Regions from separate parts of the Homo sapiens genome. Here region 1 is linked to region 2. Evidence: chromatin loops called from intact Hi-C (ENCODE). Cell type or tissue: Panc1. All regions are shown on one strand. Each heading gives the region's core, and the rest is flanking DNA. Links, peaks and the distances in the headings are about the cores only.

Region 1 (15,961 bases), core at 5,087-13,086, 270 kb before region 2:
AGGCGTGAGCCACCATGCCCAGCTGAGAGTTTCTTTGGACGTGGAATTTCTGGGTTTTAGGGACATATATGTATCTTTTTAATTTTTTTTTGAGACAGGGTCTTGCTATGTTTCCTAGGCTGCTAGTCTCTAGCAGCTCTCTAACTCTGGGCTCAAGCAATCCTCCTGCCTCAGCATCCCAAAATGCTAGGATTATGGGCATGAGCCACCATATCCAGCCAATGTATCTTCTACTTCACATATTATAAAATTGCTGTCCAAAGCGGTTATACCAATTTATACTTTCCACAGAAGTGTATGAGAGTTCCCATTCCATATCCTGGCAATATTAAATAATATCTCAAGCTTAAAATTCTTTTCTCAAATTAATGGATATAATGGTATCTCTTTTTTTTTTAATTTTTTTCAGACAGTCTTGCTCTGTCGCCCAGGCTGGAGTGCAGTGGCGCAATCACGGCTCACTGCAACCTCTGCCTCCCAGATTCAAGCGATTCTCCTGCCTCAGCCTCCCGAGTAGCTGGGATTACAGGCATCTGCCACCACACTCAACTAATTTTGTATTTTTAGTAGAGACAGGGTTTCACCATGTTGGTCAGGCTGGTCCCGAACTCCTGACCTCGTGATCCACTGGCCTCAGCCTCCCAAAGTGCTGGGATTACAGGCATGAGCCACCGTGCCTGGCCGGCATCTCATTGTTTTTAACTTGTCTTTTCCCTCATTGTTAATGATATTGAGCATATTTACATACGTTGAGTTTCTTCATCTGTGAATTGCCTATCCTAATTCTTTTTTTAATGAATTTTATTGTGAATATTTAAGATGTACAGCGTAATGTTATGAGATACATGTATATATAGATAGTAAAATATTTATCATAGTGAAACCAATTAACGTAGCCATCATCTCACATAGTTACCCATTTTTCCCACAGTGGCAAGAGCAACTATACTCTGCACATTTAGCAAAAATCCTGATAAAATAAATTACTAATTGTCGTCCTCAGCTAGGCGCAAATGCTCATGCCTGTAAACCTAGCACTTTGGGAGGCCAAGGGCGGAGACTCGCTTGAGCCCAGAAGTTCAAGACCAGCCTGGGCAACATGGTGAAACCCTGTCTCTAGTAAAAATACAAAAATTAGCTGGGCATAATGGTACACACCTGTGGTCCCAGCTACTTGGGAGGCTGAAGCAGGAGGATTCCTTGAACCCTGGAGGCAGAGGTTGAAATGCTGAGATTGCTTCATTGCAGTCCAGCCTGGGTGACAGAGTGAGACTCTGTCTCAAAAAAACCCCCAAAACCAAAAAACTATATTCCTTATGGAATCACACATTGGATCTTGAAATTTGTTCAATTTACATATTTGCTACTCTGGATCCTTTGACATCTCTCTCAATCTCTTCCTCATCACCCTACCCCTGGTAGCCGCTTTTATTCTCTGTCTCTGTATATTTGACCTTTTCTTTGAGACTGAGTTTCGCTCTTGTCGCCCAGGCTGGAGTGCAATGGCTCACCGCAAACTCTGCCTCCCAGGTTCAAGCGATTCTCCTGCCTCAGCCTCCCAGGTAGCTGGGATTACAGGTGCCCGCCACCACGCCCAGCTAATTTTATATTTTTAGTAGGGACAGGGTTTAACCATGTTGGCCAAGCTGGTCTCCTGGTAACATTAAATAATATCAAACTTAAAATTCTTTTCTCAAATTAATGGGTATAATGGTATCTCTTTTTTATTTTTATTTTTTTGAGACAAAGTCTCACTCTGTTGCCCAGGCTGGAGTGCAGTGGCGTGATCTCAGCTCACTGTAACCTCCACCTCCTGGGTTCAAGTGATTCTCCTGCCTCAGCCTCCTGAGTAGGTGGGATTACAGGCACCCGCCACCATGCCCAGCTATTTTTTTTATTTTTAGTAGAGACGGGGTTTCACCAGGTTGGCCAGCCTGGTCTTGAACTCCTGACCTCAGGTGATGCACCCGCCTCCACAAAGTGCTGGGATTACAGGCGTGAGCTACCGCACCCGGCCTGTAGTAAATCTTAATGGCTAATAGCTTTATAGTAAATCCTGCTATCTGGTAGGGCAAGTTCTCTCTCCTTGTTCATCTTTTCCGCAAAGAACTTTCCTATGAATGACCTTAGGGAGCGGGGGGTTTTTTTCTTTCTTTCTTTCTTTTTTTTTTTTTTAGATGGAGTTTCGCTCCGTCTCCCAGGCTGGAGTGCAATGGCACAATCTCGGCTCACTGCAACCTCTGCCTTTGGGGTTGAAGCGATTCTCCTGCTTCAGCCTCCCAAGTAACTGGGATTACAGGCACGCGCCAACATGCCCGGCTAATTTTGTATTTTTGGAAGAGACGGGGTTTCTCCATGTTGGTCAGGCTGGTCTCAAACTCCCGACCTCAGGTGATCAGCCCACCTCGGCCTCCCAAAGTACTGGGATTACAGGCGTGAGCCACTGCACCCTGCCAGGGATCAGTTTTTAAAGTTCCTTTTAAAATATTCTGTTGGGATTTTGTTAGAAATTGCATTTAATTCACAGGGTAACATGGAAAGAATCAATGTTGTAATGAGCATTCTAATAATCATGGTATATATTACTTCTTATTCTGTCTGTTTTAGTTCATAGTCCCTCTCCTCCTGCTGCTCAGTAGTGGACCTAAGGTAAGGATTTGAGTGCAAGTACCTTATGTGGGAGGTAATCCTAGGAAAACGAGCAGCAGAGTGGGGAAGAGATTCAAGGAAGGGAGAGCAGTCGATTGCACATTATCAAGCAAATGGGCAACTGGAGCTTAATCCTGCTGGGAAACCCTTAGAATAGCTACAGAATGTGTGTCCCAGAGTTATCCTACCTGACAAGTGAGAAGCTGGGGTATTTACGCAACTTCCTTCAGTCATTGACTGAGAGCTCAGCTCCTAGCAGGCATTAATTCCCCAGCTCTTCTAGCCTCCTGACCCAGCGTGCAAGGAAATGGTAAGTGCCAAGGAGCACTAACAGTGTCTGCTAAGCTACCGAATGGTCTTAAAAATATATATGTAATATATATAAACACATATTTATATATAATAATAAATATATATTATATATTAATACATAATTATATAAAATATATGTGAAATATATTTAGGAAAACAAATTATATAAAAATATATTATAGATTATATATTAAAATATATTAGATAATATATATTATAATATATAACTATATGTTAATGTGATTAACATGTTGTATAATATATGACATATGTTATATATAACATATACAATATATTATATATGTTTAATATATTATACATTTTTAATATATAATACATTTTACTATCTATTATATATACATGGAGTACAAGTGCAGCTTTATTGCGTGCATATATTGCTTAGCAGTGAAGTCTCGGCTGTTAGTGTACACATCATCTGAATAGTGAATATTGTACCCAATAGGTAATTTTTCAATCCTCACCCTTCTCCCACCCTCTCACCTTTTGTAGTCTCCAATGTCTATTATCCCACTCTGTGTGTCTATATGTACACATTATTTAGCTCCCACTAATAAGTGAGAACATGTGGCATTTGACTTTCTGTTCCTGAGTTATTTCACTTAGGATCATGGCCTCCAGTTCCATCCATGTTGCTGCAAAAGATATGACTTCATTCTTTTCTATGGCTAAGTATTACAGTATTCCATGGTATATGCACATACTACATTTTATCCAATTCTCCTTTGACAAACACTTAGGTTGATCCCCTGTCTTTGTGATTATTGTGAACAGTGCTGCAATAAATATTCCAGTGCAAGTCTCTTTTTAATACAATGATTTCTTTCCCTAAAGAGTCTTTTGGAAATTCAGACACAAGCAACTTTCTCCCCTGCCTAAAATTTTTTGTTGTAGAGAAATTCAAAATTGTTGACATGGCCTATGGGTTTCTACACACTGGCTACGAACTCCTTTCCTGCTTCACCCTGCCACCTCCTTTCCCAGGAAGTTTGCTCTCTAGCCCCGCTGAACCATTGTCCCTCCACTCCCTCAGAGGCAGCCAGATTCTGTCAAACCCTCGCTTCTTTGCATTTGTTGTTTTCTCTACGTCTAATGCCCTTCCCTTATTTTTCTTCCTAGAGAAACCCTTCTGGGAACCAGAGTGGTTAGGAACATGGACATTGAAGTTAGAGCTGGAATCGAAACTCAGTTCGAATGCAGCCACCTTTTTGCTTTGCTGAGTGGGAAATGCAAGAGGGAGGCTAGAGGTAAAGCTGGGCAGGCTTGAGAGTTTTTGAGAGAAATGTTGGAATGCTGGGGAGGAAAAAGGTTCAGGAAGGGCTGAGGAGGTTTGCCATCTGAGTTTTGATGTTTCTCTTTATTGTTTCTCCATGGAAATAAATGTATTTATTTATTTAATATTTTGAGACAGCAGGGCCTTGCTCTGTCGCCCAGGCTGGAGTGCAGTGGCGCGATCTTGGCTCACCACAGTCTCTGTCTCCCAGGCTAAAGCGATCCTCCCACCTCAGCGTCCCAATTAGCTGGGTCTACAGGCGCACACCACCATGCCTGGCTAATTCTTTTGTATTTGTTGCAGAGATGGAGCTTTGTCACGTTTCCCAGGCTGGTCTTGAGCTACTGAACTCAAGCGATCTACCTGCCTCAGCCTCCAAAAGTGCTGAGATTGCAGGTGTGAGCAATTTAAATTTAAAATATAAATTTCAAATTAAAAAAATTTTTTGGCCAGGTGCAGTGGCTCACGCCTGTAATCCCAGCACTTTGGGAGGCCAAGGTGGGCAGATCAGCTGAGGTCAGGAGTTCAAGACCAGCCTGGCCAACATGGTGAAACCCTGTCTCTACTAAAAATACAAAAGTTAGCCGGGCGTGGTGGCAGGTGCCTGTAATCCCAGCTACTCAGGAGGCTGAGGCAGGAGAATCGCTTGAACCCAGGAGGCAGAGGTTGCAGTGAGCCGAGATCACGCCATTGCACTCCAGCCTGGGCAACAAGAGCGAAATTCTGTCTCAAAAAAAAAAATTTTTTTTTAATTTTTTGTAGAAACAGGGGTCTTACTATGTGGCCTCAGCTGGTCTTGAACTACTAGCTTCAAGCAGTCCTCCCGCCTCAGCCTCCCAAAGTGCTGAGACTACAGGATTGAGCCACTGCACCTAGCCTCTCCATGGAAATTGCCATAAAATGTAAATTATTTGTCAAGGGAAAAAAATCTTCTCTGACAGTTAATTTGGGCAAGTCACCTAACCTTTCTGAGGCTGTTTCCTTATTTGTATAGTGGAGATAATACCTCATTCTTACCTTATAGAACTGTTGTATTAATTATCTATTGCTGAATAGCAAATTACCTTCAAATTTAGTGACTTGTTACAACATAAGATATTTATTATCTTAATCAAACAGTTTCTGTGAGTCAGGAATTCAGGAGCAACTTAGCTAATTGGTTCTAGATCATGGTCTCTCTGCAGCCAAAGTATCCACTGGGGCTGTGATCAACTGCAGGGTTCACTGGAGTGGGAAGATCTGCTTCCAGGATGGTTCAGTCACATGACTGACAAGTTGATGCTGGTTTTTGGCAGGAGGCCTCAGTTTCTCACCACGTGGGCCTCTCCATAGAGCTGCTTGAGTGTCCTCATAAAACGGCAGCTGCTTTGTCTAGAACAGATTATGCAAGAGAAAGCAAAAGGAAGTTGCATATGTCTTTCATGACCAAGCCTTGGAAGTCACAATGTGTGCCATACTCTATTGGTCACAGGCCAGGCATGATTCAGTATTGAGGGAGGCTATACAAAGGCATGAACACAGGACTTGAGGATCACTGGGGGCCATCTTGGCTGGCTACCACAGAGGATGACATGAAGAGTGCTTAGTGTGGTTTTGAATTATAGCTTTCATTATCACTCAGCTTCCGGACTCCCTCCACAAATGTCATTTCTTCTGAGAAACCCTCTAGATCACCACAGGTAGTTATGAAATAGCCTTGCCAAAAACAATCAAAGTGGAATCTGTACAAGCTTTTATTATTTTCCAACTTCAAGATCCTGATTTGAGGCATTGAAGGAAGAGGAATTTTTACCTCAGGTAAAGTCTCTTGGCTGGTTCAGGCCTTCCTACCTCTCTCTGTTCCCTTGTCACTGAACATCAGAGCCAGCACATTCTCCTCTAAAATAAATGAAAAAATAATAATACATTAGAATTCATGAAAATTAAAATCTTCTACTGCACAAAAGACACCTTTAAGAAAATGTAGTGGCTCACGCCTGTAATCCCAGCACTTTGGGAGGCCAAGGTGGGCAGATCAACTGAGGTCAGGAGTTTAAGACCAGTATGGCCAACATGATGAAACCCCGTCTCTACTAAAAATACAAAAAATTAGCTGGGCATGGTAGTGCATGCCTATAGTCCCAGCTACTTGGGAGGCTGAGGCAGGAGAATCACTTGAACCCAGGAGGTAGAGGTTGCAGTAAGCCGAGATCGTGCCATTGCACTCCGGCCTGAGCAACAAGAGCAAAACTCTGTCTCAAAAAAAAAAAACACAAAAGAAAATGTAAATGCAACCAATGAGAGAAAACATTCCCAATGCATATATCCAGGAAAGGACTCCGAAATAAAATACTCTAAAATAAAGAACTCCTTTAACTCAGTAATAAAACACAAACAACCCATTTTCTAAATGTGCAGAGCACTTTAAAAATATTTTATAACAGAAGATATTCAGATGGTAAATAAGAATATGACAAGATGCCCAACATCATTAGTTATTAGGGAAATGCAAATTAAAATCACAATGGGACACAACTGCATATGCAGGAGAATGACGAAAGTTAAAGACTGACACTACCAAGAGTTGATAGGGTTGTGAAACAACTGGAATTCTCATACACCTCTTTTTTTTTTTTTTTTTTTTTTTTTGAGATAGGTTCTCACTCTGTGGCCCAAACTGGAGTGCAGTGGTGCGATCTCGGCTCACTGCAATCTCTGCCTCCCAGGCTCAAGTGATTCTCCTGCCTCAGCCTCCCAAGTAGCTTGGATTACAGGTGCATGCCACTACCACCCAGCTAATTTTTGTATTTTTAGTAGAGATGGGGTTTCACCATGTTGCCTAGGCTAGTCTTGAACTCCTGACCTCAATGATCCACCTGCCTCGGCCTCCCAAAGTGCTGGGATTACAGGCGTGAGCCACTGCGCCAGGACCGAATTCTCATACACTTCTGACGGGAGTGTAAAATGGGGCACAACCACTTTGAAAAACTGTTAGACGGTTATCTTGTAAAGATAAACATACATGTACCATATAACCTAGCAATTCTTCTATTTACCCAAGAAGAGTGAAAACATATGGCCACACAAAGACTTATACATACATGTTTTATAAGAGTTTATATATAATATCCTCAAACTGGAAACAAGTCAAATGTTCATCACCTAGTAAGTGGATCGACAAATTGTGTTATGTTTGAGCTATAAAATACTACTCATCATCAATAAAAGTGAACAAATTATTGATACATATAGCATAATGAATGAATCTCAAAAATCAATATGCTGATTCCATTTATACAAATTTCAAGAGCAGACAAAACTAATCTACGGACGTTAAAATAAAATCAAGGGCTGGGTGTGAAGGCTCATGCCCATAATCCCAGCACTTTGGGAGGCTGAGGTGGTAGGATCATTTGAGCCTAGGAGTTCAAGGCCAGCCTGGGCAACACAATGAGACCCCATCTCTACAAAAAATTTTCAAGAAATTTGCCAGGCATGGTGGCACTCACCTGTGGTCCCAGCTACTTGGGAGGCTGAGGCAAGAGGATCCCTTGAGCCTGAGAGTTTGAGGTTATAGTGAGCTGTGATTGTGCCACTGTACTCCAGCCTGGGCAACAGAGCAAGATCCTGTCTCAAAACAAACAAACAAAAAAATGAAATCAGTGGTTGCCTAGGGTTAGGTGAGGGATTTGACTGCAAAAGGGTCTCGACTTGTGTGTGTGTGTGTGTGTGTGTGTGTGTGTGTATGTTGTTATTTTGTTATTACTTTTCATTGAGAGTCTCCCAGAATTTTCTGTGGTCATGGAATGACACTGATTTGGGGAGGGAGTGGTAATAGTTTCACAATTGCATACATTTGTCAAATATTGTCAAATGAAATATACATTTTATTATAAATATATTATACCTCTGTAAAAAAAAGATTGTTACAGATTTTTTTTTTTTAGACAGGGTCTGGCTCTGTGGCCCAGGCTGGCGTGCAGTGGCACGATCTCAGCTCACTGCAACCTTTGCCTCCTGGGTTCAAGCAATTCTCCTGTCTCAGCCTCCTGAGTAGCTGGGACTACAGGCACGTGCTACCATGCCCAGCTAATTTTTGTATTTTTAGTAGAGATGGGGTTTTACCATGCTGGCCAGGCTGGTCTCGAAATCCTGACCTTGTGGTCCGCCTGCCTCAGCCTCCCAAAGTGCTAGGATTATAGGCATGAGCCACTGTGCCTGGCCTGTCACAGATTATTTTTAAAAGATCATTGTTAACGATTACATGCAATATCTCAGATCATCCATGACTAGGGTTACCAGATTTAACAAATAAAAATACAAGGACTCAGTTAAATTAGAATTACACCTAATTGCCTATGCATATGTATGTTGATATAAAAATTATTGCATGGGACATTCACTAAAAGTATTTATTTGCTTATACAAAACAAATTATAAGTATCTGAGTTATATATTTCTCTAATTATATTTTTGACCACTGTAATTAAGGATTCTTGTTTTTGAAATTTGCCTATAAAATTCCTTGTAGATATAATCTATAGTTATTTTCATTGTAACATAGCTTCAACAATGGTCATATCTAACTTATTTCAGTTGTCCATTGCACATTCATTAGTTAGATAACATGCTCAACATTAGCAATATGAGGCTGCATACTGAATGATATGGTTTGGATCTGTGTCCCCACCAAATCTCATGTCAAACTGTAATCCCCAGTGTTGGAGATGGAGCCTGGTGGGAGGTGATTGGATCGTAGTGGTGGTTTAACACCTTCTCCTTGGTGCTGTACTCATGATAGTGAGTGTGTGCTCTCAAGACTTAGTTGTTTAAAAATGTGTAACACCTCCCCTCTTTCTCTCTTGCTCCTGCTCTAGCCATGTAAGATGTGCCTGCTTCTCCTTCACCTTCTGCCATGATTATAAGTCTCCTGAGGCCTCCGCAGAAACAGAAGCCACCATGCTTCCTGTATAGCCTGCAGAACTGTGAGCCAATTAAACCTCTTTTTAAAATAAATTACCCAGTCTCAGGTATTTCTTTATAGCGATGTGAGAAGAAACATTCAGAAAATTGTTACCAAGGACTGGGTCATTGCTATAAAGATACTTGAAAATGTGGAAGCAGCTTTGGAATTGGGTAATCAACAGAGGTTGGAAGAATGTGAAGGGCTCAGAAGAAGATAGGAAGATGAAGGAAAGTTTGGAACTTGCTAAAGACTTGCGAAATTGTTGTGACCAAAATGCTTATAGTGATACAGACAGTGAAGTCCAGGCTGAAGAGGTCTCAGATGGAGATGACGAATTTATTGGGAACTGGAGCAAAGATCACTTTTATTATGTGTTAGCAAAGAGGTTGGATGCATTGTGCCTCTGCCCTAGGGATCTGTGGAACTTTGAACTTGAAAATGATGATTTAGTGCATCTGATAGAAGAAATTTCTAAGCAGTAAAGCCTCCAAAATGTGACCCAGCTGCTTCTAACAACCTATGCTCACATGTGTGAGCAAAGAAATGACTTGAAACTTGAGCTTATATTTAAGAGGGAAACAGAACATAAAAGTTTGGAAAATGTGCAGCCTGGCCATGTGGTAGGAAATAAAAGCCCATTTTCAGGGGAGGAATTCAAGCAGGCTGCATAAATTTGCATAAGAAAACAGAAGCCAGGCGGGTTGTGGTGGCTCATGCCTGTAATCCTAGCACTGTGGGAGGCCAAGGTGGGTAGATGACTTGAGGTCAGGAGTTCAAGACCAACCTGGCCAACATGGCAAAACCCTGTCTATACTAAAAATACCAAAATTAGCTGGGCATGGTGGTAGGCACCTGTAGTCCCAGCCACTCAGAAGGCTGAGGCAGGAAAATTGAAAGAAGCCAAGTGCTAACATCCAAGACAATGGGAAAGAGGCCTCACAGGCATTTCAGAGACCTTCTTGGCAGCCCCTCCCATTATAGGCCCAGAGGCCGAGTAGGGAAGAATGTTTTTTTGGGGCCAGGCCCAGGGCCCCACTGCCCTGTGCAGCCTTAGGACACTGTTCCCTGCATCCCAGTCACTCCAGATTTAGCCACAACTAAAAGGGGCCCAGGTACAACTCAGGCTGCTGCTTCAGAGGGTATAAGCCATAAGCCAAGGCTTCTATGTAGTGTTAGCCCTGCAGGTGCAGAGAGTGTAAGAGTTGAGGCTTGGGAACCTCTGCCTAGATTTCAGAGGCTATATAGAAAAACCTGGATGCCTAGGCAGAAGCATACTGCAGGGGTGGAGCCCTCACGGAGAACCTCTACTAGGGCAGTGTGAAGGGGAAATGTGGGGTTGGAGCCCCCACACAGAGTCCCCACACAGGGTCCCCACTGGAGCACTGCCTAGTGGAGCTGTGAGAAGAAAGCCACTGTCCTCCACCTCCACTAGGCAGTAGAATGGTAGATCCACTGAGAGCTTGCACCTTGCACCTGGAAAAGCCAGAGGCACTCAACAGAAGCCCATGAGAGAAGCCTCAGGGCCTAAACCCTGCAAAGCCACAGGGGTGGCACTGCCCAAGGCTTTGAGAGCCCACCCCTCATACCAGTGTGCCCTAGATGTGGGACATGGGGTCAAAGGAGATTATTTTGGAGCTTTAAGATTTAATGACTGCCCTTCTGGGTTTCAGACTTGCATGGGGACTGTGGCCCATTTCTTTTGTCCAATTTCTCCCTTTTGGAAGGGGATTATTTACCCAATGCCTGTACCCCCACAGTATCTTGGAAGTAACTAACTTGTTTTTGATTTTACAGGCTCATAGGTGGAAGGGACTAGCCTTGTCTCAGATGAGGCTTTTGATGGTGAACTTTTGAGTTAATGATGGAATGAGTTAAGACTTTAGGGGACTGTTGGGAAGGGATGATTGTATTTTGAAATGTGAGAAGGACATGAGATTTGGAGGGCCGGGGAAAAGTGATGTGGTTTGGATCTGTGTCCCCACCAAATCTCATGTCAAATTGTAATCCCCAGTGTTGGAGGTGGGGCCTGGTGGGACGTGATTGGATTGTGGGCGTGGTTTCTCATGAATGGTTTGGCACCCTCCCCTTGGTGCTACACTTGTGATAGTGAATGCTCATGAGATCTGGTTGTTTAAAAGTATGTAGCACCTTCCCCTCTCTCTCTTGCTCCTCCTCCAGCCATGTAAGATGTGCCTGCTTCTCCTTTGTCTTCTGCCATGATTGTAAGTTTCCTGAGGCCTCCACAGAAGCAGAAGCCACTATGCTTCCTGTACAGCCTGCAGAACCATGAGCCAATTAAGACTCTTTTCTTTATAAATTACCTAGTCATTCCTGTACAGCCTGCAGAACCATGAGCCAATTAAGCCTCTTTTCTTTATAAATTACCCAGTCTTTCCTGAAGTAGCAGGTCCATAAAATACAGAAAATACAAAATACCCAGTCCAAGGTATTTTTTATAACAGTGCAAGAATGGACTAATACACAGAACATATTCTAGGATAAAGTTAACAACCCTGAAAATTGCTCTTCAGATTTGGTTCATTAAAGCAAATACCAACTTTCATGGCACAACTTGATTTTCTATTCTTCAGGATTGTTTCATCTCTTGATCAATAACTTAAAAATGCTGCCCCCCCCAACAAAAAAGAGCATTATCATCATTTTTTATTCCTTTCTTCTTCAACACTAAATATGAGGATTCCACTTGTTCCCATGCTAGAAGAGTATTCATTAATATCCATATAAAAGAATAAAATTCTTGACCAGGCACGGTGGCTCATGCCTGTAATCCTAGCACTTTGAGGCCAAGGCAGGTGGATTGCTTGAGGCCAGGAGTTCGAGATCAGCCTGGCCAACATGGTGAAACCCTGTCTCTACTAAAATTACAAAAACTTAGCCAGGCATGATAAAGCACGCCTGTAATCTCAGCTATGTCGGGAAGCTGAGGCACAAGAATTGCTTGAACCCAGGAGGTGGAGGTTGCAAGGAGCTGAGATCATGCCACCGTACTCCAGCCTGGGCAGCAGTGAGTCTCTGTCAAAAAAAAAAAAAAAAAGAATAAAATTCTTCACGGGATGAAATCCATTTCAAAAGGTAATCATGACAAGTGCTGTAATAATTATTCACTTCAAGTCAGACTTTTTCTTGTTCGTAAGTAATGTTGTCCCTTTTAAGAACAGCCTTGACACTTAAAGGGTTACATTTTTCTTCATCAATTATTCATTTAATGCATTCAAGAGTTCTCTTAAGCAATGGAGTATTTCAATACCGCTGTTTGCTGTTTTTTCTTTGGCATAATCCTATTGCTGAAAAGGTTTCCCTCAATGGATTACTTTAAAAGTCAGTAAGAAATTTGGGGACCTTTTCTTTTTTTCTTTCTGTTTTTTTTTTTTTTTTTTTTTTTTTTTTTTTTTTACAAAGAGAGATGAGGTCTTGCTCTGTTACCCAGGCTAGAGTGCATAGGTCATAACTCACTGCAACCTTGAACTCCTGGGCTCAGGCTCTCTCCCCACCCCAGCCTCCTGAGTAGCCGGGACAACAGGCATGTGCCACTATGCCCGGTTAATTTTTAAATTTTTAAAATAGAGATAGAGTCTCACTATGTTACCCAGACTAGTCTGGAACTCCTGCCTCAAGGGATCCTCCCACTGTGGCCTCCCCAGTAGCTGGTATTACAGGCGTGCCACTGTGCCTAGCCCGAGAGCTTTTCCTTTAAAATTAAAATATGTTTTCAGTACTTCAAATAAACTGAGGAGTCTCTCAAATCCATATGTTAAAGAATGCTGGCTGGGCGCGGTGGCTCACGCCTATAATCCCAGCACGTTGGGAGGCCAAGGCAGGTGGATCACCTGAGGTCAGGAGTTCAAGACCAGCCTAACCAACATAATGAAACCCCATGTCTACTAAAAATACAAAATTAGCCAGGCGTGGTGCTGCATGCCTGTAATCTCAGCAACTCAGGAGGCTGAGGCAGGAGAATGACTTGAACCCAAGAGGCGGAGGTTGTAGTGAGCTGAGATTGTGCCATTGCACTCCTGCCTGGGCAATGAGAGCGAAAGTCCATCTCAAAAAAAAAAAAAAGAGCTAACAGGTTTTTTGAATGCAAGAGAATTGAGGAATACTAAATGCCAACAAAATCACAAAAATATCTTAATTGTTCAGTTCAAATATTATAAACGCTGACATAAGAATAATTTCAGGACAGTTGCTTCAAAGGCAATGGAAAAGACATCATATGCTGTTTGAGCAGCATTACACAGAATATGAGCAGGACAGTCAATAGCTTCCATAGCATCAGTCAAGCTTTACTTTAGTTTTGAATAAACATAGTGCGAGCATCTACCAATATTTTATTTGTATTTTTCCATCAAAAACTGTACAGTTTTTAATAACTCCTAATTCATTAGGAGAATCTCTGCAACAATTTGTTCATTTCTGAAATCTCATCTGGAAGGGATTTTACACAAAATAGCCCCATAAGCAAGCCTTTTTCACAAGGAAACTGTTGCACAGGCAAAGGAAAAGCTTTTCTTCACTGTGATTACTCACATCCATGGTTATGCTATAAAACAGCAAGGCATTTACAGCTTTGATAATCACTGCAACAGTAGTAAGTGGAGTCGTTACATCTCAAATTATTGCAGTAGATTTTGTCCTGGCATTTGAAAATTTGCTTGAAATATTGGCATTAGAAAATACTACTGGTAGCGGTATGTTCAAAGAGTGACTTGAGCTGAATGATGACAACAGACAGTATGGGAGGCCATTACAACTTTGCTGTGATTATCTTCTCAATCTGAATTTATCTTTAAAATTTGTCATTTTATCCATTCCTTTGGTACAAAAATCACACATCTTTTATGCTTAGCCGTTAGTATGTGCTGATGTATATCTGTCTTTCCACCATTTTCAATATTGAATAAATACTTGCATACCACATAAAGAGCTGCAAATGGATTTTCTCTCCTTTAATAAATGTACACTCTTCAGAAAATTTGTCATAAAATTCACTCTTGCAATTTGGCATTTGTGGATTCACATATACACAAATAAAGAAATAGATAACACAATCGATTTTCAACAAGGGTACCAAGACAATTCAATGGGGAAAAAAATAGTCTGTTCAACAAATGGTGCTGAGACAAGTGAATAGCCACATGGAAAAGAATCAAGTTGGATCCCTGCCTCACATCATATAGAAAAATTAATTTGGAATTAATCAAAGATCTAAAATGTAAGAGCCAAAATTATTAAACTCTTAGAAGAAAATGTAAGAGGTACGTCTTCATGACTTTGGATTAGGCAATAGTTTCCTAGTTATGACACATAGAGCACAAGCAACAAAAGAAAAAAATTGATAAACTGGATATCATTAAAATTTTAAAGTTTTGTGTTTCAAACAACAATATCAAGAATGTGAAAAGACAACCCACAGAATGGGATAAAATTTTTGCAAATTGTATTTCTGATAAGGTACTTATATCTAGACTATATAAAGAGCTACCACAACATAATAAAAGGACAAGTAACCAAGTAAAAATGGTCAAAAAATTCGAGCAGACATTCCTCCAAAGAAGAGGTATAGGCCAGGCACGGCGGCTCATGCCTGTAATCCCAGCACTTTGTGAGGCTGAGGTGGGCAGATCACCTGAGGTCGGGAGTTTGAGATCAGCCTGACCAACATGGAGAAACCCCGTCTCTACTAAAAATACAAAATTAGCTGGGCGCGGTGGCGCATGCCTGTAATCCCAGCTACTCGGGAGGCTGAGGCAGGAGAATCGCTTGAACCCGGGAGGCAGAGGTTGCGTTGAGCTGAGATCATGCCATTGCACTCCAGCCTGGGCAACAAGAGTGAAACTCCGTCTCAAAAAAAAAAAAAAAAAAAAAAAAAGGAGGAGGTCCAAATGGCTAATAAGCACATGAAGAGATGCTTGACATCATTAGCTATCAGGAAATATAAGCCAAAACCACAATGAGATACCACTTCATACCCTCTAAAATGGCTATAGTGAAAAAGATAATGAGTATTAGGGAAGATATGGAAAAATTAGAACCCACATATGATGCTGGTGAGAATATAAATGGTGCAGCCACTTTGGAAAACCGTTTGGCAGTTCCTCAAAAGGTTAAACGTAGAGTTACCATGTGATCCAGAAACCCACTCCTAGATCGCCAAGGAAACAAACTGTGTGTCCACAAAAAAACTTGTACACAAATGTTAATAATAGCATTAGCTACAAAACATAGCAAAACAGTGGAAACAATCTGACTGTTCATTAACAGATAAATGGATAAGCAAGATGTGGTATATCCATTCAATGTAATAATATTCAACCATGAAAAGGAACAAAATTCTGATACATGCTGCAACATGGATGAACCTTATAAACATTATGCTAAATGGAAGAAGCCAGTCATGAAAAACCATATATTGAATGATGCTGATAACATGAAATGTCCAGAATAGGCAAATTAAAAGGTTAGTGGTTGCCTAGGGCTGGGGTGGTTGGGAAGAAATGGAGGAATGACTGCTAATAGGTACAGGATTTTCCTGTTGGAGTGATAAAAATGTTCTAAAATTGATTGTGGTGGTGGTTGCACAAATCTGTGCCTATACTCATTGATTTTTTTTTTTTTTTTTGAGACAGGGTCTCACTCAGTCCCCCATGCTGGAGTGCAGTGGCCTGATCTTAACTCACTGCATCCTAGACCTCCCAGGCTCAAGCGATCCTCCCATCTCAGTCTCCTGAATAGCTGCGACTACA
Region 2 (15,961 bases), core at 4,631-12,630:
GATCCTCCTGCCTCAGCCTTCCAAAGTGCTGGGATTACAGACTTGAGCCGCTGTGCCCAGCCTACTTTTTGTATTTTTAGTAGAGACAGGGTTTCACCATGTTACCCAGGCTGGTCTAGAACTCCTGGCCTAAAGCAATCCGCCCACCTCAGCTTCCCAAAGTGCTGGGATTACAGGTGTGAGCCACTCACTGATCCTGGCCATCACTATATTTATTTTTTCTTTTCTTTTCTTTTCTTTTTTTTTTTTTTTTTTTTGAGACTGTGTCTTGCTCTGTCGCCCAGGCTGGAGTGCAGTGGCACGATCTTGGTTCACTGCAACCTCTGCCTCCTGGGTTCAAGTGATCCTCCTGCCTCAGCCTCCCAAAATATTGGGATTACAGTTGTGAGCCACCACACCTGTCCAATTGTACTTCTTTATTATGGACTTTGAGGCTCTAGGTCTCTTGTATCATCAACCTCCCCCTACTCCTCCTCTTACTCACTTTATCCTCCCAATATAGTTTGCTCATAATTTTTGGTTAGGCTAATATCAAGATTTATATTAATAAAATTATGTTAGTATTATTCTCAACTGAATAGGGAGTATGATATACTAATATTTTCTTTACTCTTTTTATTTATTTATTTATTTTTTGAGATAGGGTCTCTCTCTGTCACCCTGCCATAGCAGGATCACAGCTCACTGCAGCCTTAACTTTTTGGGCTCAAGCAACCTTCCCACTTCTACCTCCTGAGTAGCTAGGACCACAGGTGTGTGCCACCAGGCTTGGCTAATTTCTAAATATTTTGTAGAGGTGGGGGTCTCACTACATTGCCCAGGCTGGTCTCAAACTCCCGGCCTCAAGTGATCTTCTCACTTTGGCCTCCCAGAGTACTATGATTACAGGAATGGGCCATTGCATCCTGCCTGTGGTAACATATTCTATCTTGTATAACTTTTTTGTCTTCCCTGGCATTAATAATTTTTGTTACTGTTTTTATTAGCATGGCTTTTTGTATCCTTATCTCTTGTTCATGCCCGGATTATCCGGTAGAAGTATGATTCTCCTCTCCTGGGTACTGTCTATGTCGTCCAGCATGAGCTGGTTGCTCTTTATGTCTGTTCACAGCTCTTGTCCTGGGATCTTCCTTCACCTTTTTCCTGGGATTTCCCTTTGCTTCTCTGTATTGAACCCTAGTTTCTGGATCCCATATCTCTACTGCCAACTTTCAGGTCTTCAATTGTGGTAGCTCTCCTTACTTTGATCCTGGAGCATCCTGCGAACTCTTTGCCTCATGTAGATTTCAGCCTTTGAGGTCTTCTCTTTGTTCTTTTTTAAAGTACAGGTTGAGCATTCCAAACCTGAAACTCCAAAATGCAAAATGCTCCAAAATCTGAAACTTTTTGAGCACCAACATGATACTCAAAGGAAAAAAAAATGATTGGAGTATTTCAGATTTTGGATTTTTGAATTTGGAATGCTCACTGGTCAGTATAAAGCACATAGTCCAAAAACTGAAAAAGTTTAAAATCTGAAACACTTCTGGTCTCAAGCATTTTGGACAAGGGATACTCAACTTGCAGTATAAACCGTAGTGATAGAATCGTAGACTGTTAGAGGTGGAAGGGACTTTCAAGCTTACCTAGTTCTAACCCTCCAGCTCCCTGGCACCTGGAAATCCTAGAAGACCATAGATTGTTCAGCCATCCCACCCCGTACTGCCCCCCGAACCTGTTTTCTGACATCCATTCTTGTCTCTCTAGTACACCAATAATGTGGGCTGAAGAGTCAGACAGTCTTTAATATTAGGCTCCACTCAATCCCTTGGCTGTGTAACTTTTGGCAGGTTTCTTAATCTTGTGGTCTCTTTCTCATCAGTAATATGGGGATTATAAACTTACATTACAGAGATGTTATAAGGATGGGAACTAATGCAGATAAAGCAGCTTTACAAGGCTCTAAGCCTTGGCACAGAGGAGGCCCTAAGGCATAGCTCTGGTTATTTCCATCTTGGATCTTAGCCTGTGTTTTTACAAATCAAAAAGTGTCACATGAATTCAAAACACTGGAGCTGCACCAAACATTGATGTTCTAGGAGATGGTTCTTTTATTTCCAGACCACGTATAGTAATTTCATTAAGTACTCTTAGGTAGAATTAATTGAAGTAATTTTAATTATTTAATGTTTTAAAATTAATATCATTTATAGAGATATTTGTTAATTCTTGTTTATGTGCTATTTGTTCCACTCAATATTAGTGTGTACTTTTTCATGTGTTGATGCCTGCCACACATTTATCTTGTAAACCAGCCTCCTTCTAGACAGACATTTTCTGTTTTTCGCTTTACTATGGCACAGCTATTTTATTTAAAAAATGGGACCTTTAAATCTATTTTTTTAGGATCTACTTTTTTTTTTTTTTGAGACAGTCTTGCTCTTTCGCCCAGGCTGCAATGCAGTAGTATGATCTCAGCTCACTGCAACCTCTGCCTCCTGGATTCAAGCAATTCTCCTGCCTCAGCCTCTCAAGTAGCTGGGATTACAGGCGCACTACCACGCCCAGCTAATTTTTGTATTTTTAGTAGAGATGGCGTTTCCCCATATTGGCTAGGCTGGTCTTGAACTCCTGTCCTCAAGTGGTCCGCCCACCTTGGCCTCCTGAAGTGCTGGGATTATAGGTGTGAGCCACTGTGCCTGGCCAGGATCTCCTTCCTCAAATGAGATGAAGACTACAGATTTGAACAGTATATGGCTTTAGTTGCACATTGTGGTGGATTAAATTAAATTCCAAATTCGAAAGTAGGTCTTCCTCTTCTTTTTTTTTGAGACAGAGTCTTGCACTATCGCCCGGGCTGCAGTGCAGTGGCGCTATCTCAGCTCACTGCAACCTCTGCCTCCCAGGTTCAAGTGATTCTCCCGCCTCAGCCTCCCGAGTAGCTGGGATTGCAGGTGCCCCAGCTGCAATTGCAGGCGCCCACCACCACGCCTGGCTAATTTTTTGTATTTTTAGTAGAGACAGAGTTTCACTATGTTGGCCAGGCTGGTCTCGAATGCCTGACCTCATAGATCCACCCGCCTCAGCCTCCCAAAGTGCTGGGATTACAGACATGAGTCACTGTGCCCAGCCAAAAATAGGTCTTCTTAAAAGCCCTGTTCTGTCAGCTGGAGAGTTCTGTTACCTGCTATCTCTGTTTTTTTGGTTCTTTTTTTTTTTTTTTTTTTTTTGAGACAGAGTCTCTGTCACCCAGGCTGCAGTGCAGTGGCACCATCTTGGCTCACTGCAACCTCCGCCTCCTGGGTTCAAGCGACTCTTGTGCCCCAGCCCCCCGAGTGGCTGGGATTACACGCTCATGCCACCACACCTGGCTAATTTTTGTATTTGTAGTAGAGATAGGGTTTCACCATGATGGCCAGGCTGGTCTCGAACTCCTGACCTCAAGTGATCTGCCTGCCTTGGCCTCTCAAAGTGCTGGAATTACAGGCATGAGCCACCACGCCTGGCCATCCTGCTGTCTCTTTTGTTCCCACCTTTCCTGTGCTGTAGTATTAATTGGATTTCCTAATGACTATTTTGAGGACTGTAATCTTCAATTATCATCTAAATATTAAAGAAAAACATTATTTTAGTACTATTTTTCTATAGTTTTTCCAATTTTAATTAAAATTTTTTATTTTTTTAATTTATTTTTTATTTTATTTTATTTTTTAGACAGTCTTGCTGTGTTGTTCAGGCTGGTCTCAAACTCCTGGCCTCAAGCAATCCTTCTGCCTCAGCTTCCCAAAGTGTTGGGATTATAGGCGTGGCCAAGTTTTTCTAATTTTTAAAAAGCTGGCTATCTGCATTTATAGAAATAGTGTGTAGCAGAGATCAGCAGACTTTTTATGTAATAGACCAAACACTAAATATGCTTTGCAGGCCATACAATCTGCCACAGTTACACAGTTCTGCTCTTGTAGCAGGAAAGCAGACATAGACAATATATAATGAATGGCCTAGCTATGTTCTGAAAAAACCTTGTTTACAAAAACATGTGAAGAGCTAGATTTGGGCCCCAGGACATAGTCTGCTCACCCTTGATCTGAACCACAGATTGAAATTTGGTGGGCAGAATGGTCCACAGGTGGTCAGGCATGGTGGCTGATGCCTGTAATACTAGCACTTCAGGAGGCCAGGGTAGGAGGATCACTTGAGCCCAGGAGTTTGAGACCAGCCTTGGCAACATTGTGAGACTCCATCTCCACACACACACACACACAAACACACACACAAACACACACTAACTGGGTTTGGTGGTGTGCACCTGTAGTTTTTGCTACTTCAAGAGGCTGAGGCTGAAGTGGGAGGATTGCTTGAAGTGGGAGGTCAAAGCTGCAGTTATCATGCCACTATACTCCAACCTGGGTGACAGAGTGAGACTGTCTCAAAAAAGAAAAAAAGAATGGTCCACAAGCCACAGTAAAGAACCAAGTGTATAAAAATTTAATGTGAGAGAATTCTGCTCTGATTCACACAGAAATTCATACATATGTTCCTGCCATCTAGAGAAGCCTGTGTAGCTGGGCTACTGGAACAGAGCCACTGACCTGCCCTGCTGTTCTTTGATGAACTAAATGATGATGTGCTATGGGCTCTGGAAGAAAGTGGCTGACAGCAGAGTTAGGCAGGCATTTCAGAAAGTCATTCTGGCACCCTTGGAACTTTTATGGAGTTTTCTGCAGCAACAGCCCTGTCTGGTACATCAGTTGACAACTCAGGTCTCCTTGGGTCTTGCTTGTCAGGCTTTGGCACTTAAGTGGAAAGAAAAAGAATAAGCATTAAGGAAAGCGAGAGCACAGCAGAATCAATTTCATAGTCTCTCATGGTTTCTGCCATGGGAGAAAAATGGGCATTATACTGCTCACAGGCAGAATAAAGACTCACTGGAAACATTGCTAAGCTGCCTTCTCCAGAAGATGTCAGCGGGGCAGTTGCGTCAATTGGCGTTCCCTGAACCCTGAGCCCAGCTTTGGGGTACTCTTTGCTTCCCACCCGTGAAGTGACAGTGAGCAGACCCTCAACCTTCTGCTTTCTCCCACCAAAATGAGTGAGTTTTTTAGTATACTTTCTAATAACACCATTACTCTGTGACTACTCTCTAATAGTGACTCAAATTCTGTTATAAGCTTCCTGAAGAGGAGAGTAGGCATCTTCTAAAAAGTAAAAGAACAGCATTAGAATGACAGAATTTTGGAATTAACAGTTTTGCGCTATAAGAACAGGGAGGGTTATCGTAGGTATAACTAATTAAATCTTTTTTTTTTTTTTTTGAGATGGAGTCTCACTTTTTCGCCTAGGCTGGAGTGCAGTGGCACGGTCTTGGCTCACCGCAACCTCTGCCTCCTGGGTTCAAGGGATTCTCCTGCCTCAGCCTCCTGAGTAGCTGGGATTACAGGTGTGTGCTGCCACACCTGGGTAATTTTTTGTATTTTTAATAGAGACGGGATTTCGCCTTGTTGGCCAGGCTGGTCTTGAACTCCTGACCTCAAGTGATCTGCCTGCCTCGGCCTCCCAAAGTGCTGGCATTACAGGCATGAGCCACCCACACCCAGCCAACTAATTATCTTTTATACCAGATCCCACTTTTTACTTAGTGCTGTTAGCATAGCAGTTTTTATAAACATTCTTCAGGTAGGACCTGTTTGCCTTGATATCAAAGAGATGGAAGGAGTTGCTCACTTTTGTTCCCAGCCTTCTTTCTAGAAATCTGCCTTCCTTCTTCCTATCAAATGTTAGCGGAGCACCGTCTCTTCTTTAGCCGTCACTGCTTGCCTTGTACAGTGAAGGAAGTCTGGTGAGCAGCAGTCCAGGAACTGCCCACGGGTACCCTGGGTTGGGGGTTTTCCTAGGCCTTTACACAGACCGCAGAATTTATCCTTGATATATGCTGTCATGTGGTTTGGGCATTTACTAGCATTGAACTTATTTGAGTAGACAGCAGTGTAGTTTCAACCTGTTTTTTATAATGTGTAAATTTGGATGCTTTTATAGGTAGAAGCCACTCATTCTTCATCTACCCTTTTTTCAGTATCTGGCACCAATTCTGACCCAGTCATTTGTGATCCCTGGCTCTTGTGATATGCTGAAGATTTCCAGGCAGTTTTTGTGGAACACCTCCCCGTCCAGCTCTAATCAAGCACCATATAAACAAGAAATTGCCTGGTCAAATCTGTGAGGACTGTATTCTGACTGCCAAAGAGATCAATACTGACACCAGAATGGCAGCTACTCTCAAGTCATTAAAACTTGTAAGATACCGAGCATTTTGCAGTCCTTCTGCCTTTGGTGCAGTCCGAAGTGTGTCATACTGGAATGTGAGCAGCACACAGCATGGGGGACAGGACCCTCCAGAACACATTAGCCTCTGCCATTCTGCCAAAAAAGTTAAGAACATATGTAGCACCTTCTCTTCTCGGAGAATCCTGACAACCAGCAGTGCCCACCCAGGTTTGGAATTCAGCAAGACTTCTTCCTCTAAGGCCAGTACATTGCAGCTGGGCTCACCCAGGGCCACAGGAGTTGATGAAGAGGACGTAGAAGTGTTTGATTCCTTTGAAAACATGCGAGTTTTCCTACAGCTAAGACCAGAATACCGTGTTCACAGCTATAATGCATCTGAGACTTCTCAGCTCCTGTCTGTTTCAGAAGGTGAACTAATTTTGCACAAAGTCAGAGTTAATCAAAATAATCTCCAGGCTCAAGTCATTGTTGATTATTTGTGTAAGCTGAGCTCTTTGCCTGCAGAGCAGCATCCTGTCTTGCTGGGCAGTACCAGCTTTGCTCTGCTCTGCCAGCTGAGTGTGAAGAAGATACAGCTCTTTGATACCCAAGATCTGATCAATGTTTTGAAAGCTTTTGTCATTTTAGGAATCCCTCACTCCCATTCAATGCTAGATGTGTATGAGACCAAGTGTTGCCATCAGGTATGGGAGATGAATATGGATCAGCTCCTTTTGGTGGCTGATCTCTGGAGGTACTTAGGCCGCAAAGTACCTAGGTTTTTAAACATTTTTTCTAGTTATCTTAATTTGCACTGGAAGGATCTATCCTTGTCTCAGCTAGTTCACTTAATTTATGTTATAGGTGAAAATCGTCAGGTATCCCAGGACCTAATGCAAAAATTGGAATCATTGATCCTTAAATATATAGATTTGATCAATTTGGAGGAGGTTGGTACCATCTGTTTGGGGTTCTTTAAATCAAGTACTAATCTCTCTGAATTTGTCATGCGGAAAATTGGAGACTTGGCTTGTGCTAACATTCAGCATCTGAGTAGTCGCTCCTTAGTGAATATTGTTAAAATGTTCCGTTTCACTCACGTGGATCACATCAATTTCATGAAGCAGATTGGAGAGATAGCTCCTCAGCGAATTCCTTCCCTGGGAGTTCAAGGTGTCATGCACCTGACTCTTTACTGCTCGGCCTTACGCTTCCTGAATGAAGGAGTAATGAATGCAGTGGCTGCGTCTTTGCCTCCTAGAGTGGCACACTGTCGAAGTAAAGATGTTGCCAAGATTCTGTGGTCATTTGGAACTCTGAATTATAAGCCACCCAATGCAGAAGAATTTTACTCCAGCCTGATAAGTGAGATTCACAGAAAGATGCCTGAATTCAACCAGTACCCAGAACACCTGCCCACCTGCCTGCTGGGCCTGGCATTTTTGGAGTACTTTCCAGTAGAGTTAATTGATTTCGCTCTCAGTCCAGGGTTTGTCAGGTTAGCTCAGGAGAGAACTAAGTTTGACCTCCTTAAGGAACTATATACCCTCGATGGTACAGTTGGCATTGAGTGTCCAGATTACAGAGGCAATCGTCTTAGTACTCACCTTCAGCAAGAGGGGTCTGAATTGCTGTGGTATTTAGCAGAGAAGGATATGAATTCAAAGCCTGAATTCTTAGAAACTGTCTTTTTACTGGAGACCATGCTGGGGGGGCCCCAGTACGTCAAGCACCATATGATTTTGCCTCATACCCGATCTTCTGACTTAGAGGTCCAGCTTGATGTTAACCTGAAGCCATTACCATTTAATAGAGAAGCCACGCCGGCTGAAAATGTAGCCAAATTAAGGCTTGAGCATGTGGGAGTCAGCCTTACAGATGATTTGATGAATAAGTTACTAAAAGGGAAAGCAAGAGGACATTTCCAGGGCAAAACTGAGTCAGAGCCTGGGCAGCAGCCCATGGAGTTGGAGAATAAGGCAGCTGTACCTCTGGGGGGCTTCCTTTGCAATGTAGCAGATAAATCAGGGGCCATGGAGATGGCTGGCCTGTGCCCCGCAGCCTGCATGCAGACCCCAAGAATGAAGCTGGCTGTTCAGTTCACAAACAGGAACCAGTATTGCTATGGCTCCAGGGATCTCCTTGGACTGCACAATATGAAGAGGCGGCAGCTGGCTCGGCTTGGCTACCGTGTGGTAGAGTTATCCTACTGGGAATGGCTCCCACTACTGAAACGAACTCGCTTAGAAAAGTTGGCGTTTCTTCATGAGAAAGTATTCACCTCTGCTCTCTGAAGGGCATTTAGGGGCATTTCTATGGCAAAGCTATAGGTGTATACTGTACCAGGTGTTGCAAAATGATTATAAAAGCCAGAATGTAAGTTTGGCGATAAAATAGTGTGTTGAGGAGACTTAATTGTATCCAAGGCAGGTTAGAGCTAGTGTATGTTACTGTGAATTGTAATGTAGTTGGATTGTACAAATTACTGCAAATGTATACATGTTACTCTTAGTAAATAATAAACATCTTAATATGTCCTACGGTCAAGTAAGTCCTTGTTGGATTTTTCTTTCTGTTTACCAGCCTTATGTCACAGAGTTTTTAGAATAAAAGTATAGTCAGACATTATATAAAGCCAATTTTTAAAAATTTTATTCTTTTCTGGAGACCCTCCCCCCACCCTTACAGATTTTTTTTTTTTTTAAAGCCAGTTTTTTTGTTTGTTTTTTGAGATGGAGTCTCGCTCTGTCACCCAGGCTGGAATGCAGTGGCACAATCTCAGCTCACTGCAACCTCCGCCTCCCAGATTCAAACAATTCTCCTGCCTCATCCTCCCGAGTAGCTGAGACTACAGGCGCGTATCACTACACCTGGATAATTTTTGTCTTTTTAGCAGAAACGGGGTTTCTCCATGTTGACCAGGCTGGTCTTGAACTCCTGACTTCCGGTGATCCGCCTGCCTTGGCCTCCCAAATGCTGGGATTACAGGTGTGAGCCACCGCGTCTGGCCTTTTTTTTTTTTTTGAGACGGAGTCTCCCTCGGTTGCCCAGGTTGGAGAGCAATGGCGCGATCTTGGCTCACTGCAAGCTCTGCCTCCCAGGTTCAGGCAGTTCTCCTGCCTCAGCCACCTGAGTAGCTGGGGTTACAGGCGCCCACCACCACGCCCAGCTAATTTTTGCATTTTTATTTGAGATGGGGTTTCACCATGTTGTTCAGGCTGGTCTCACACTCCTGACCTCAGATGATCCACTCACCTTGGCCTCCCAAAGTGCTGGGATTACAGGCATGAGCCACTGTGGCTGGCCTATACCTTGTTTTAAAATAAGAATCTCATGCTGGATGTGGTGGCTCATGCCTGTTATCTCAGCCTTTAGGAGGCCAAAGTGGGAAGATTGCTTGAGTCCAGGAGTTTGAGACCAGCCTGGCCAACATAGTGAGACCTTGCCTCTGCAAAAAAATAAAATTAGCCAGGCGTGGTGGTGTGCCCCCGCAGTCCTAGCTACTCAGGAGGCTGGGTGGGAGGATCTGTTGAGCCTGGGAGGTTGAGGCTGCAGTGAGCTGAGATGACACCACTGTGCTTTAGCCTGGATGACAGAGCAAGACCCTAACTCAAAAAAAAAAAAAAAAGGAAAAAAAGGCCAAGTGTGGTGACTCAGGTCTGTAGTCCCAGCACTTTGGGTGATCTCTTGAACCCAGGAGTTCCAGACCAGCAACATGGCAAAACCCCATCTCTACTAAAAATACAAAAAATTAGCTGGGCATGGTGATGCACACCTGTAGTCCAGCTACTTAGGAGGCTGAGGTGGGAGGATCACCGTAGTTTAGAAGGTCAAGACTGCAGAGAGCTGTGATTGTGTCAGTGCACTCCCACCTGGCTGACAGAGTGAGACCCTGTCAAAAAAAAAAAAGGCTCTCAAAGCTTCACTTATATTTCAGGATTTTTCCTCCAACACATCTTTTCACGTGCTCTAAAATTAAAATTCTTATTCTTGTTTAGATGTGGTTGTTTGTCCTTAGTTGCTGATTCCTTTTGCTTTAAGAGCCATTTCAGAATTGGTGAACTTAATATTTTTCTTTTAGCTCCCTCTTTCACATTTCTACTTGTCTTGCATAAACTCCCCCTACCCTCATATTTTTCTTCTTAAAATTGGACCTAGAAGAACAGAATTACACAAGCACCTGTTGGGCCAATGGTTCCCAAGTCTGACGCTTAGGCAGAATGGTTTTCATAGCAAGTAGCTCAGATGAGAAGGAAACATGCTATGTGTTATATTAGGAAGTCTGGTGGGATTCAGGTTTGGTTATGTTAGAGCACAAACATAAGGAGATTGTATATATATAAGTAACATAATACAGGTAACAGATACAATATATGTGATTTGCAAATAGTTTCTCCCATTCTGTGAGTTGTCTTCACTTTCTGTTTTTAATTTTGTTGAAGCCCAATTTATTATTTTTTCTTTAGTTGCTTGTGCTTTTGGTATCATATTTAAGAAACCATTGCCAAGTCCAAGGTCAGGGAGATTTACCCCTATGTCTTTTCTCATAGTTTGAGCTCTTTATATTTAGGTCTTTGATCACATTGAGTTAATTTTTATATGTAGCATGAGGGAACAGTCCAACTTCATTCTTTTGCATGTGGATATCTAGTTGTCCCAGCATCATTTGTTGAAGAGGATATTCTTCCTGCATTGAATGGTTTTGGCATCTGTGTCAAATCAATTGACCATACATGTGGGGGGTTATTTATGGATTTTCATTTCTATTCCATTCATCTATTCTTATGCCAATACCACATAATTGGGAAGTATGAGTCCTCCAACTTTGTTATTTTTCAATATTGTTTTGGCTACTCATGGTCCTTGCACTTCCATATGAATTTTAGGATCAGTTTGCCCATTTCTGCAAGAAAAGCCTTTGGGCTTTTGATAGGGACAGTATTGAATCTGTCGTTTGCTTTGGGGAATTTTGCCATCTTGACAGTATTAAGCCTTCTAATCCATAATCATGGTATATATCTTTTAATTTATTTAGATTTTTAATTCAGGAATGTTTTATAGTTTTCAGTGTATAAATCTTACATTTTCTTAGTTTTTTGTTTTGTTTTGTTTGATATAGGGTCTCGCTCTGTCACCCAGGCTGGAGTGCAATGATGTGATCGTAGCTCACTGCAGCCTCAAATCCTGGGCTCAAGCGATCCTCTAACCTCAGCCTCCCAAGTAGCTGGTACTACAGGTGCATGCCACCATAACTGGCTAATTTTTTTTTTGTTTTTTTGAGACGGAGTCTCACTCTGTCACCCAGCTGGAGTGCAGTGGTGCGATCTCGACTCACTGCAAGCTCCGCCTCCCAGGTTCAGGCAGTTCTCTGCCCAGCCTCCCGAGTAGCTGGGATTACAGGCACCTGCCACCACGCCCAGCTAATTTTTTGTATTTTTAATAGAGACAGGGTTTCGCCATCTTGGCCAGGCTGGTCTTGAACTCCTGACCTCGTGATCCACCCACCTCGGCCTCCCAAAGTGCTGGGATTACAGGTGTGAGCCACTGTACCCCGATGTTAACTTTATTCCTAATTATTTTATTCTTTTTTATGCTATTGTAGATGCAATTGTTTTTAAAACTTCTTTTATGAGTTGTTAATTGTGAGTGTTTAGAAATACAGATGATTAATCAGGCATGGCGGCTCACACCTGTAATCCCAGCACTCTGGGAAGCTGAGGCGGGCAGACCACTTGAGGCCAGGAGTTTGAGACCAGCCTTGCCAACATGGTGAAACCTGTCTCTACTAAAAATGCAAAAATTAGCCAGATGTGGTGGCACACACCTTAGCAACTCAGGAGGCTGAAGCATGAGAATCACTTGAGCCTAGGAGGCAGAGAGGTTGCATTGAGTTGAGATCATGCCACTGTACTCCAGCCTGGGTAACAGAGCCAGAGACTCTGTCTCAAAAAAAAAAAAAAAAAAAAAAAAAAGACAGATGATTAACCTGCTATTGTGCTTAATATTCATTTGTTAGCCCTAATAATTTTTTTTGTTGCTGTGTGAATTTTTCAGAATTTCCTATATATAGGCTCTTTTCATCTGTGAATACAGTTTTATATCTTCTTTTCCACTTTGGATTCCTTTTTTTTCTTTTTTCTTGCCTTATTGCTCTGGTTGGAACTTCTAATAAGATATCGAATACAAACAATGAAAGTAGGCATCTTTGTCTTGTTCTGGATTTTAGGGGAATGTTTCCAGTCTTTCACCTACCATTGGGTATATACACATACTTTTCTTTTTTTTTTTTTTTTTTTTGAGACAGAGTTTCTCTCTGTCGCCCAGGCTGGAGTGCAGTAGCGTGATCTCTGCTCACTGCAGCTTCTGCCACCCAGGTACAAGCGATTCTCGTGCCTCAGCCACCCAAGTAGCTGGGATTACAGGAGTGTGCCACCAAGCCCGGCACCTTTTTTTTTTTTTTTTTTTTGAGACGGAGTCTCACTCTGTCACCCAGGCTGGAGTGTAGTAGCACGATCTCAGCTCACTGCAACCTCCACCTCCCGGGTTCAAGAGATTCTCCTGCCTCAGCCTCCATAGTAGCTAGGATTATAGGCACCCACCACTACGCCTGGGTGATTTTTTTTGTATTTTTAGTAGAGACAGTGTTTCGCCAAATTGGCCAGGCTGGTCTCAAACTCCTGACCTCAGGTTATCTGCCCACCTTGGCATCCCAAAGTGCTGAGATTACAGGCATAAGCCACCATGCCTGGCCAATTTTTTTTTGTATTTTTAGTAGAGATGGGGTTTCACCATGTTGCCCAGGCTGGTCTCGAACTCCTGGCCTCAAGTGATCTGCCCACCTTGGCCTCCCAGAGTGCTGGGATTATAGGTGTGAGCCACCAATACTGACCTTTTTTTTTTTTTTTTCTTTTTGAGACTGTCTCACCCTGTTGCCCATACTGGGAGTGCAGTGGCACTATCATGGCTCACCGCAGCCTCGACCTCCTGGACTCAGGTGATCCCTTTTGCCTCAGCCTTCCAAGTAGCTGAGGCAAAAAAAAAAGAAAAGAAAAGAAAAGAAAAAGGGTCTCACTCTGTTGCCCAGGCTGGAGTGCAGTGGGATGATTATGGCTCACTGCAGCCTCAAAATCCCAGGTTCAAGTGATCCTCCTGCCTCAGCCTTCCAAGTAGCTGGGACCACCTGTGGGCACACTACGACATCTGGCTAAATTTTTATATTTTGTAGAGTGGAGTCTTTCTATGTTGCCAAGGCTGGTCTTGAACTCTTGGGCTCAAGCAATACTCCTGCTTCAGTCTCTCAAAGTGTTGGGATTACAGGCATGAGCCACCACTCCCGGCTGAGTATGATGTTAACTATGGGGTTTTTATAAACCTTTTATCATGTTGAGGAAGTTATTTTTTATTTTTATTTATTTATTTTTTTGAGACGGAGTTTCGCTCTTGTTGCCCAGGCCGGAGTGCAATGGCATAATCTCGGCTAACCACAACCTCCGCCTCCCGGGTTCAAGTGATTCTCCTGCCTAAGCCTCCCAAGGAGCTAGGATTACAGGCATGCACCACCCCCAGCTAACTTTGTATTTTTAGTAGAGACGGGGTTTCTCCATGTTGGTCAGGCTGGTATCAAAAACTCCTGACCTCAGGTAATCCACCTGCCTCGGCCTCCCAAAGTGTTGGGATTACAGGTGTGAGCCACCACACCTGATGAGGAAGTTATTTTTTATTCCTAGTTTGCTGATTGTTCAATAAATATAATATGCAGCAAATATTCTTTATTTTTAAAATTTTTTCAGCACACACCACTTTTCAGATTAAGTGAACATTCTTTATTTTTATTTGTTAAACCTGGCAACTGGCCGGGTGTGGTGGCTTACATCTATAATCCCAGCACTTTGGGAGGCTGAGGCGGGCGGATCACCTGAGGTCAGGAGTTCAAGACTAGCCTGTCCAACATGTTGAAACCCCGTCTCTACTGAAAATACAGAAATTAGCCGGGCATGATGGCACGTGTCTGTAATCCCAGCTACTTGGGAGGCTGAGGCAGGAGAATCACTTGAACCTGGGAGGCAGAGGTTGCAGTGAGCTGAGATTGTGCCACTGCACTCAAGCCTGGGTGACAGAGTGAGACTCAGTCTAAAAAAAAAAAAAAAAAAAAATCTGGCAACCCTAAAAAAAAAAATAGATGGGAGAGAGGGAGGGGAGAGGGGGCAGCAAAGGTTGAAAAACAAACTGTTAGTACTATGCTCAGTACCTGGGTGACATGATTATTTGTACCCCAAACCTTAAGCATCATGCAATATACCCAGGTAACAAACCTGCACATGTGTCTCCTGAATCTAAAATAAAAGTTGAAAAAAAAAAATCTGGTAACCCTAAGAAAGATGCACCATTAAACCAGCGTGGTTTTTTGTGGGAGGAGTTGGCAGAAGAGCCTTGAATGTGTTTACATGTTGACGATAGGTTTCAGTAGTCAGAGGTAAGTTGAAAATTCAGGAGAGAAGCAAGAGCAGATGGAGTAGGCCATGGAGGAGAGGGAAAGGGTTAGGGTTAGGGTCAGGTTTTATGTTGGAGAGACTGGCCACCTCACCTGGGTTCCCGTAGAATTTTGCTGACACTGTTACTAAGGTGCTGAGTAAATGGTAGTAAAAACCTTTGTAGATCTTGTTTTGAGACTGAGTCTCTCAGGAGAAAGACGGCTTATCTGTGCCTTGTTTTGAGCCTATACATTTCTTAAACGTAAAAACTGGGCTGGGTGCGGTGGCTCACTCAACGCCTGTAATCCCAGCATTGTGGGAGGCCAAGGTGGGCGGATCACCTGAGGTCAGGAGTTCGAGACCAGCCTAGCCAACATAGTGAAACCCCATCTCTACTGAAAATACAAAAATCAGCTGGGCATGATGGTGTGTGCCTATAATCCCAGCTACTCAGGAGGCTGAGACAGGACAATCGCTTGAGCCCAGGAGGTGGAGGTTGCAGTGAGCTGAGATTGCACCATTGCACTCCAGCCTGGGTGACAGAGTGAGACTCCATCTCAAAAAAAAAAAAAAAAAAAAAAAAAGTAAAAAGGCCGAGTGTGGTGGTTCATGCCTATGATGCCAGCATTTTGGGAGGCCCAAGTGGGCAGATGACAAGGTCAGGAGTTCGAGACCAGCCTGGCCAACATGGTGAAACCCCATCTCTACTAGAAATAAAAAAATTAGCTGGGTGTGGTGGTGCATGCCTGTAATACCAGTTACTCAGGAGGCTGAGGCAGGAGAATCGCTTGAACCCAGGAGACGGAGGTTGCAGTGAGCCAAGATCGTACCATTGCTCTCCAGCCGAGGTGACACAGCAAGACTCCGTCTCAAAAAATAAAAATAGGTTGGGTGCAGTGGCTCACGCCTGTAATCCTAGCACTTTGGGAGGCCAAGGTGGGTGAATCACCTGAGGTCAGGAGTTTAAGACCAGGCTGTCAGGAGTTTAAGACCAGGCTGGCAAACATGGTGAAACCTCGTCTCTACTAAAAATACAAAAAAATTAGTTGGGTGTGGTGGTGGGTGCCTGTAATCCCAGCTACTCAGGAGGCTGAGGCAGGAGAATCGCTTGAACCCACGACGGGGAGGTTGCAGTGAGCCGAGATCGCGCCATTGCACTCCAGCCTGGGCAACAAGAGCAAAACTCTTGTCTCAATAAATAAATAAATAAATAAAAATTAAAAATAAAGAGGAAAAACTGAGTCTACTTG

The links. Hi-C counts contacts between places; a loop is a spot of excess contacts. Peaks named below come from ENCODE experiments on the same cell type or tissue, not always from the same donor. Only the 100,000 strongest peaks of a DNase experiment are listed, where the experiment ranks them.
Region 1: a loop joins it to region 2, with 10 times the contacts of the local background. A loop is called at or near these places in 3 of 110 quality-filtered maps.

Annotation. Positions count from the first base shown.
Region 1 is chr20:3,410,216-3,426,176 of GRCh38, reverse strand. LOC105372508 (a long non-coding RNA gene) reads left to right here. Exons shown (of 3, transcript XR_937212.3): 2 at 4,099-4,226; 3 at 9,109-9,146. It overlaps LOC105372509 (a long non-coding RNA gene), which reads right to left and starts at 7,782. Exons shown (of 3, transcript XR_001754709.1): 1 at 7,741-7,782; 2 at 6,045-6,130; 3 at 5,389-5,623. RefSeq lists an enhancer at 5,505-5,574. In Panc1, for the core only: no CTCF peak of the experiment used is centred there; no DNase peak of the experiment used is centred there.
Region 2 is chr20:3,139,349-3,155,309 of GRCh38, reverse strand. All of the region lies in intron 1 of UBOX5 (U-box domain containing 5), which reads left to right. FASTKD5 (FAST kinase domains 5) reads left to right here. Exons shown (of 2, transcript NM_021826.5): 2 at 6,050-8,791. The coding sequence starts at 6,240. The coding sequence ends at 8,534. UBOX5-AS1 (UBOX5 antisense RNA 1) reads right to left here. Exons shown (of 7, transcript NR_038395.1): 7 at 4,443-4,772. Among named protein-coding and RNA genes, the nearest start is that of FASTKD5, 13 kb to the left of the region's middle. In Panc1, for the core only: no CTCF peak of the experiment used is centred there; no DNase peak of the experiment used is centred there.